Regions from separate parts of the Homo sapiens genome. Here region 2 is linked to region 1. Evidence: chromatin contacts called from ENCODE Hi-C data. All regions are on one chromosome and are shown on one strand. The core of a region is the stretch at or near the end of the contact, and the rest is flanking DNA. Distances in the headings are between cores, read along the strand shown. Region 1 holds the start of USP53 (ubiquitin specific peptidase 53). Region 2 has its middle 36 kb from the start of TNIP3.

What was found. A loop is a pair of places that touch in the nucleus more often than their neighbours do. Pooled maps may share reads with other maps.
Region 2: a loop to region 1 is called in a map with no recorded cell type, with 4 times the contacts of the local background. The contact joins the enhancer-like site here to the promoter of USP53 in region 1. A Hi-C loop is called at or near these places in 1 of 168 maps with a recorded cell type or tissue (lower leg skin), 1 of 37 single-sample maps with no recorded cell type and 1 of 50 pooled maps.

What each region holds. Positions count from the first base shown.
Region 1 is chr4:119,209,777-119,213,962 of GRCh38, reverse strand. It overlaps USP53 (ubiquitin specific peptidase 53), which reads right to left and starts at 1,250. Exons shown (of 19, transcript NM_001371395.1): 1 at 1,090-1,250. LOC101929762 (a long non-coding RNA gene) reads left to right here and starts at 1,319. Exons shown (of 3, transcript NR_125931.1): 1 at 1,319-1,436. RefSeq lists enhancers at 856-905, 611-1,184, 1,516-1,635, 1,758-2,332, 3,488-4,186 and a silencer at 1,256-1,385.
Region 2 is chr4:121,198,186-121,202,371 of GRCh38, reverse strand. It overlaps a transcript of TNIP3 not described here. Among named protein-coding and RNA genes, the nearest start is that of TNIP3, 36 kb to the right of the region's middle. Within about 2 kb of position 1,956, at least 4 of the 41 ENCODE cell types and tissues checked have a DNase peak (open chromatin) inside an H3K27ac peak, as active enhancers do.

The sequences.
Region 1 (4,186 bases), core at 1-2,500:
CCTTTTCTTTTAATAACTAAAAGTGAATCAGATCTTAATCACAAAAACCTTCCTAAGTGTACTGCGTTTTTTTGTTTGTTTGTTTGTTTTTTGGAGACGGAGTCTGGCTCTGTCGCCCCTGCTGGAATGCAGTGGCGCGATCTCGGCTCACTGCAACCTCCGGTTCAAGCAATTCTCCTGCCTCAGCCTCCCGAGTAGCTGGGACTACAGGTTAAGTTTACTATTAAACCTACCTCAAAAATAGCCTTAGATATTCTTTGCAAATATATATATTTATACATACATACATACACACACACACATATATATATATATATATATCTATTTCCAGATAAGGAAACTTTCGGAAAACTTTGCTGTCCAACTGGTAATTCCCTGCATACTTTGCATTGATAAAGAAAACCTTGTAGCAGGGTTACAAACCTCAAAACATCCTCAGATTGCAGGTTTTAGAAACCCTCCCTATTACACCTGTGCAAGTACTTCCTGTTCTCCAACACTGTTTAAAAATAGTTTGGTAAATGCCCCGTAAGCCGCCCTTTAGAAGCTAAACATTAACTTTATATACATCACCACTACCACTGAGAAACCACCACCCCAAGAATCTCACGAGTCCAGTCATCTCTCTTCTCCAAGGAGGGAGCATAACCATCCTGGACCCCTTTAAGTAAAAAACTGTGTGCTCAGGCGAGGCAATGTGGCTTGGACAGCCAGGGGCAGGAGCCAAGTAAGGGTATTACTCACAATCCCAGCAGGACTCCAGCTTGTCGCCGCCCTCAAACACGGCAGCAATAACATCCAGGACCCAACAAGTACAGCACCTCCTCCCGCCTCGCGAGCGCCTCCAGCCTGGCCAGAGGCATCTCCGCCAGACGCGGCGAGAAGGGGCGAAAGGGCTGCGTGACCTCTGGCGTCTGAACCGCCCAGCAAAGAGAGTGTGTGTGTGCCCAGAGGGCCGGGGCCATAGGAGGTCGCCGGGCTGCGAGGGGAGAGACGAGCTCTGGGGCTAGAATGAGAGTGTCCCGGTCAGGCCCGCGGGGGTCGCAGGTCTCTGGATCTCCAACCAGAGGGCTAGTTTCGGAGACTTACCTTGAGCTCTACCCTCCTTGCGCGAGGAGCGTGCGGTCCAGGTAGAGAAATACAGGCCTTCCACTCCCACAGAGCTACCTCCCGCTGGCCCAGCCCCGCTTCACGCCGACACCCGCCAGACACACTGACTGCTGCCACAGTACCGAGGCTCACCGGGAACTGGAGCACAGGCGGCTGGTCTCCGCCGCCCAGAGCCCGACCCTGTGAGCGGAGCATGCGCATACGCCCCAATACCCAGGGACCAGTCAGGCCAGTGACACCTGCGATCAACAGGTCCCTGGAGCCCCGCCCCTCTCCCCGCCTCGAGCCCGCCCCTCGGAGCGGGCTCCGCCTTCACGCTCACCGAGGTAACTCCGCCTCCGCTCGCGATTTCCCGGCTTTCTGGACCTGCGGAATTCTATTCCCGCGGGGATTTGATGGCGTGCGCGATACAGTTGGCTTCCTCGGAGGCGCGAGATCGCGCGAGACCAAGAGATAGAACATTTCTGCAAAAGCGGCAGCTTGGCGCTGGAGTTTGGTTGTTGGGGGAAAGGTGGTTGTAGGACGTGCTGTCTGGTGTGGTGAGAAAGAGGCTAGTTCTTCAGGAGGAGGCGATTATTCTGGTGCTCTTGGTAGTTCATTCGGTATTTTCTAAGCTCAAGAACGCGGATCCACCAAGGACTTCACTTAGGTTAGGTGTTACCTGAGAGAACAATCCGTAGTTTGGCATCAGAACCCCATGCGGACACGCAGTTTCCTTTAGATTTCCGTGAGTCGTTAGACGATCTATTTGCAGTTAAATGGCTTCCTGTGGCGTGAATGTGTATTCCCCAAGCAGTTGTTTCTTGCCTTTAATTAGATAGCTTTAATAAGTCTGTTGACCTGGTTAATGATTGTCAGAAAAGTCTGTCCGCCTCTTTGCCGTGCTTTCGAACAGGTTTTAAGTTAAAAGGTACTGCTGGGAATTGGGCTAAACTTTGATTTTGAATAAACCTTTCTTAGGAATAGTAGTAAAGGAAAAACCCATCGTCACTGATACCGAATATCTCTCAAGTAAATAAAGAAGGTTTTGGAACTCATTCCAAAGCTGGTGTAAGTTGAACATACTAATTGTAAAAATGGATTTCAGTAAACCCAGAGGCACTTCTAAAAGTTTATTTGAAGAAAGAGGGGGAAGAAATATTGGTCGTTGATACAGGAGACAAATAGGACCCGTTTGTAATGTCTGAGGCTGAATCATTAAGAATTTATTGAGCATTTACTATGTTCCCTTTACTGAACTAGGCACTGTCAGAAATAGGATGAAATAAAGCCGTGGTTTCTGCCCTCAAAATATTAAAAACTTTGGGAGGGGTGGGGGAAAAAAAGATCCTACTCTGCATTTTTAAAACAATAAGAGCACACCATTAACTCTTCCCTCCGTTTCTCTAATGTCATTTTCTCCTCATTCTGCAGCTACTTTTCTGGTGCACTTTAAATACTGTTTTTCCGCTGCGTGGTCTCTGTTCGCCAGCACTCCATTTTCTTTTGCTGTTTCTGTTTAATGTTAATCCATGTCTCCTTGAGCAGTCTCTTTCCCATCATGGATTTACCTACCACGTGTCCTGTGCACCAAGAACTCTCAGGTGTATATCTATACGTCGGACATTTTTAAGCAACATCCTTTGGATTTCACACAGTATCTTAAATATGTCCCAAATTGACATGGACATCTTTACTATAATCTGTTCCTGATGCCATGTCCCTCTTCACCCATCTGGAACCTACACCATTTCCATTCCCTGTTTCAGAAAATGACACGCAACTGCCCAAGTCAGAAATCTATGAGTACCCCTGTTACTTTTCCTTCATTTCCTCTTTTCTAATATCAAATTTTGACTCTTATTTCCTTAAGTATCTCTCAGGTCCACCCCTCCACTCTCACTGTCTTAGTCCTTCAAGTAATCACCATCTCTTATGACTCATCTTCCTTGTACTATTGCAATATTCACAAGATATCCTCTAGTTATTTCCCACACCAGTCCAACCTCCATTCTATTAATAATTTTTCTAACGTGAAAATACGATCATTATACTTCTCTGCTAAGAATTTTTCATTACCCACCGGCAGGGCCTTTCATGATCACACTGTTAAACTCATCGCCATTCTTCCTCCAGTTCCTCCACATTAATCTTTCTAAAGTCCTTGCTTTCTATGTTCTTGGTTCTCTCAAGATCCTTTGGTTCTCTCTCGAATGCTTATCTCCATGGATCTTTTCATAACTTTCTGAGACAAAATTGTCATCCCTTTTGGGACTTATTTTTATAACAATTATGTTGTACTATATTTATTTCTCTGCAAATGTACCTGACAGAGTAACCCCCACCTCCACCCTTGAGAAATAATTTGAACTGTGGATAATAATGGCTTATACTACCTCCCTTCCTTATTTAGCAATTACAGAAGAATACCCTTCAGTTCACCCTGCTCAAGAATTTGACTAAACCCTGACTATACACTTTTAAAATTATATAATTTCATACTTTCTACCAGTTTTTAGCATATCTATGTACCGATCCTTAAATGGTAGAGTTGTAATAGGACCCAATTTAAGCATCAAGAGGGCAGAGTCTGAAGCAAACATGAAAAAATGGAAAATTGACATTGCAGGACAGCTGTTGCTCCCAGAAAATTTGTAATTGGGAAAGTCACAACAAGGATTTAAAATATTTTAATTCTTACTATTTGTCCTTGAGGGACGTGTGTGGGTTTGATTCCCTAGTTTCTGATTGGCTGGACCCAAATTTGTGAAGACCAATCTCTGCACCTCACACAGGCAAAGAGATCATGAAAGGGAGCAGGCTTGGCATGCCAAAGAATACCCTAGATCATTCAGCTGAGGCTTAGCCAAAGTTCACACCACCAGCACATATACACACCTCTTAGTGTTATTCTGGATTGATTATAACTCAGACTTTGAGAAATGTGCTACCCTGTGGCTAGATGCACCCTGCCACTAATGTCTGGTAGGAATAGCAACATTGTGTCCTGCGGAGCTGTAACCCAGTAGTTCCAGGAGGTAATCAACAGCTTAACCATGACTGAGCTGGGTGGGGTAGAGTGAAATATAGCATAGGG
Region 2 (4,186 bases), core at 707-3,206, 2.0 Mb before region 1:
TTCTTCTACATGTGGCTAGCCAATTATTCCAACACCATTTGTTGAATAGGGAGTCCTTTCCCCACTTTATGTTTTTGTTTGCATTGTCAAAGATCAGTTGGCTCTAAATATTTGGCCTTATTGCTGGGTTCTCTATTCTGTTCCCTTGGTCTATGTGCCTATTTTTATACCAGTACCATGCTGCTTTGTCAGGTCACTATGGCCTTATAGTGTAGTTTGAAATTGGGTATTGTGATGCCTCCAGATTCATTCTTTTTGTTTAGTTTTACTTTGGCTGTGTGGGCTCTTTTTTTGGTTCCATATGAATTTTAGGATTGTTTTTTCTAGTTCTGTGAAAAATGATGGTAGTATTTTGATTTGAATTGCACTGAATTTGTAGATTGCTTTTGGCAGTATGGTCATTTTCACAATATTGATTCTACCCATCCACGAGCATGGGCTATGTTTCCATTTGTTTGTGAGATGACCTAGATTTTTATCTCAATGCTTCAAAATAATGTGACATTTAAAATAAATTATATGATTTCAATGTTGGAGTTTAGGCAGTTTCCTTAATTTACATATGAGGAAAATGTGATCCTCATGTACTGATACATAGCAGATTCTTGATATATAACTGTTGAATAAATGAATATGTGTGTATTAATTAATATACAAATGAATGAGCTAAGTAATTGCCCAAATCATAGCTAGTTGGTTAATCTAGAATACAACTCTTCTGATTCCAGGTCCAGGGCTCTTCCCATCATGACACAAGCCTGGGAGAACAACATGCAGACATGTATTGCATGAAGCTAGATAGGCTTAGCTAGAAAACTCTTACAAACATTCTAGCTCTAAGTTTGCCTAAGGCAAAAATCATGATACTCATGCTGTAGAACCATATTTATGTCTTCTTAGAAAACCTATTGTCTTTTATTTTGGGAGTTTTGTTTTATTTTGAGACATACAATATAATGCTTAAAAACTAATTTTAAACACATGAGATACAAAACAATGCCTAGTAACAAGATGTTCCACTCTGGACCCTGCTGCTTTGTAAGAAGCCAGCCATTGACCACACGCCATCTTGCATAGAACGTCCTTGTGGTTTCTGCAGTAAGCCCTCCTGTGGTCCTTCCAAGCACTAAATAAAGCATCAGTATGGCCACTCAGTTGTCCCCTTTCATGGAACATTTGATTAGCATGTTTTCTGGACTTTCCTCATACCTCAAAACTTTCTTTCCTGCCCCCTACTCATCCAGACTCATCAGAAGCATCCATTTACATAGCTTAGAGTCCATTCATAAATTAATCATGGTTATTGCAGCCACCAAAGTTCCCCTTGACCTTCAACTCCTACTCTCTTCCCCAGCACACAGTTCCACTTTTGCTAATATTCAGAGTATCTTACCAAAAATTGACCTTTACTTTCACTCTCACCAAGCAGATCCAAAAAGCCAGTTTCACTTTGTGACACTTCCCTCCGGGTTTATTTCTACCCATGATAAGTGATTTTCCAGTACAGTTTTGTTTGTTCTCTTAACAGAGCCTGAACAGAGGACTTGAAATGGCCAGCTGAGCTGGGGTTCCAGAAATCTGCTGGATAAAAAGGAACAAAAAGCTCTCTGAGGAAATTAAAACAAAAATAAACAACAACAAAGAATCTGTTGAAAAAAAGGTAGCCAAGGTGCCTGATTACTGGCAGTAACTCCAGGATCATTAAACCAATAGCTTTGGCATTAAGTGTTTGCAACAGTTCTCTTTGAACTAGATTGTTCTATCATAGGAAAAGACAGCAGTTTGTTGGTGGTTACTAAAAGCACCACAGGAGCCCACTGGTCAGGGTATGTGTGCTCGGGGGTCTCTATGAATCCAGAGACTGCCAGGGACCCCACAGCTGCCAACTGTCAAAGCTCTGCGTAAAGATGAAAAACGTTGCTCAGAAGTGTGGAAAACCCCCTGAGCCTGACAAGTTCTAACTAGGTACAGTTTTGAGACATTGTGTCTAAATAAAGTCTACTGAGGGCCCTACTATAAAGTTTTTGAGAAATCTTGGACTGTAAATATTCCTCTTCTTAGTGGATTATGCAAAAGGGAATTTGTAATTTTGTAGCATCTCTGTCGAAACTCTTCTGCAGTTGTCTCGGTGAACCCATTGTTCAGCATTCTCAGGGGTGGTTGGTGTTACCTATTTGGGTGAGAACCAAGGCAAGAGGAAGCTCCCTTAGCATGTCTGTGCCCATGTGGGGGCAGTAAAGGAACCCAGTGAACGTGGTCACAGTGTTGCAACACACAAAAGAAAGAAATGCCAAATGCCATCTCAATATTGACAGGTAAGGGCTCTGCCTCTGACCGTGGTTTTTGAGGGGATGCAGTTCCCAGGACAATGCTAGCTTGTGTAGTGCCTTTGTGTAATTGAGAAAAAAGCACCCTTTCTTCTGGGCATATGCAGCCCCACACGAGGTGTCTTGGCTGGGCAAGTAGAGAATGGGCTGTATCCCAGCCTTCGCTCCTAAGCCATGTGCTGTTACACAGCAACCTACACAACCGTCCTCAGGTACCTACCCTGACAAGTTACCTACTCTGATGCCACTTGAAAAGATTAGGCTTCCTTGGTTTCCTTTCTTATCTGAGGGTACCAAAAGAATGATGCCTCTATTCTGGGCATTGTGAATTTGTGTTTACATGATCAGCTTTCTCTTCTCCAGGCCATTCTTCTCAGGCTGTTGAAGCTTGGTGCACACACTATTCTTAATTCCATTGAAGAATAGAGGAATGTGGGAGATAAAGATCAATTCAGTGATAAGCTTAATCTCAGATCTCTCAGCTTGTCATGGGTTGAAATCTTTAATCAATGGTTCCCAGGTGTCACTTCCTCCTCCCATTCATCGATCCCTGCTCATAACCAGGGCCTTTGAAGACCTTGTTTTTCCTGCCCATCTACCTCTGCCAGAAAGGAGTATTTCTGGGCTAGAAACATAGTAATATTGTTTTCTTATAGACCTCATGTCCGACTTCTTTTAAGTGCAAACTGCTGTCTAAGTAACAACTAGCTTTATAGGATATCTTGAAGCTTAGTGTGCTGTAGATATTATCAGTATTTTACTAACAGTTTCCCAGCTCTAGCATCCATCCCTTCCTGGTTCCCTGAAGTTGTATCGCCACCATTTCCATGAGTGTGTCCCAGGTTTCCCTAAATTTTCTGGTTTTGTTTTTTGTTTTGCTTTGTTTTTTGTTTTGAATTATCTATCCACTCTCTCTCCTTGCTCAGTGCTTTCAGCTGGACCTGCCATGTCACATCTGAGTTTTCTCAAGTCCCTTTGTTTGTTTGGTTGGTTTTAGGATTTCACTAAACTTCCTCTTAATTGTTTACAACTTTGTGACTCTGGCCATCAAAGAGGATCTATACCCTTTTCAAAGATGTCTTTTAAAGGTTTACATGTTAAAGGCAGTCTCTTTCTCATTATCCTCTCTAATTCTTCATTTTTATTTAAAAATTTTAAATACCTCAGAGCTATATGTATATTTTATGACAGCTCAGGCCATCATTACTTTGAAAGAACAGCTTGTTCTCATAACGTATTCCATGATTTTGTTAACACTGTCTTTGAACTTATATTTTCCAGACACATAAACCAACTTTTAAAAATTTTGCCTTAAGGCAACCCATCTTCTTGATCAGTTGAGTTGGCCTTCACTAGATCTTTCAAGCCATGTTTATTAAGGAACTTGAGGGTAAATTCACTATAAGTTTGTTTAGAGGCAAAATAATGCTATAGTTTTTGTTTTTAACAGAAACCTTGAAATGTAAGCTCCATGAAAACAGGGATTTTTTTCTGTTTTGTTCATTGACATAATATGCTCACCACTAAGAAATGCATCTGGCCCATAATAGGTGCTCAGTTGTTATTTGCCAAATGAATGATAAAATCTAGTCATTGAGAAATTTTGCACTGTAGCTCTGTGAGAATGATTTCATAAGCAAACAATCTAAATGCCTTGTAAACCTCTTTGCACCAGAAAGTTTATGCTATATATATCAAATCCATATGTTTTGGGTTATTTTCTTCTCTAAATGCAATTCTTTACAATGAAGGTCATGTGCTACTTTTCAGCCTATTCCTATAAATTTGTGCATTTTCTCTGTAGCTTATTCCTTTTGCTTTAGCATTTTGGTTTGAAAAGTCCTAAAAATGTCATTGCT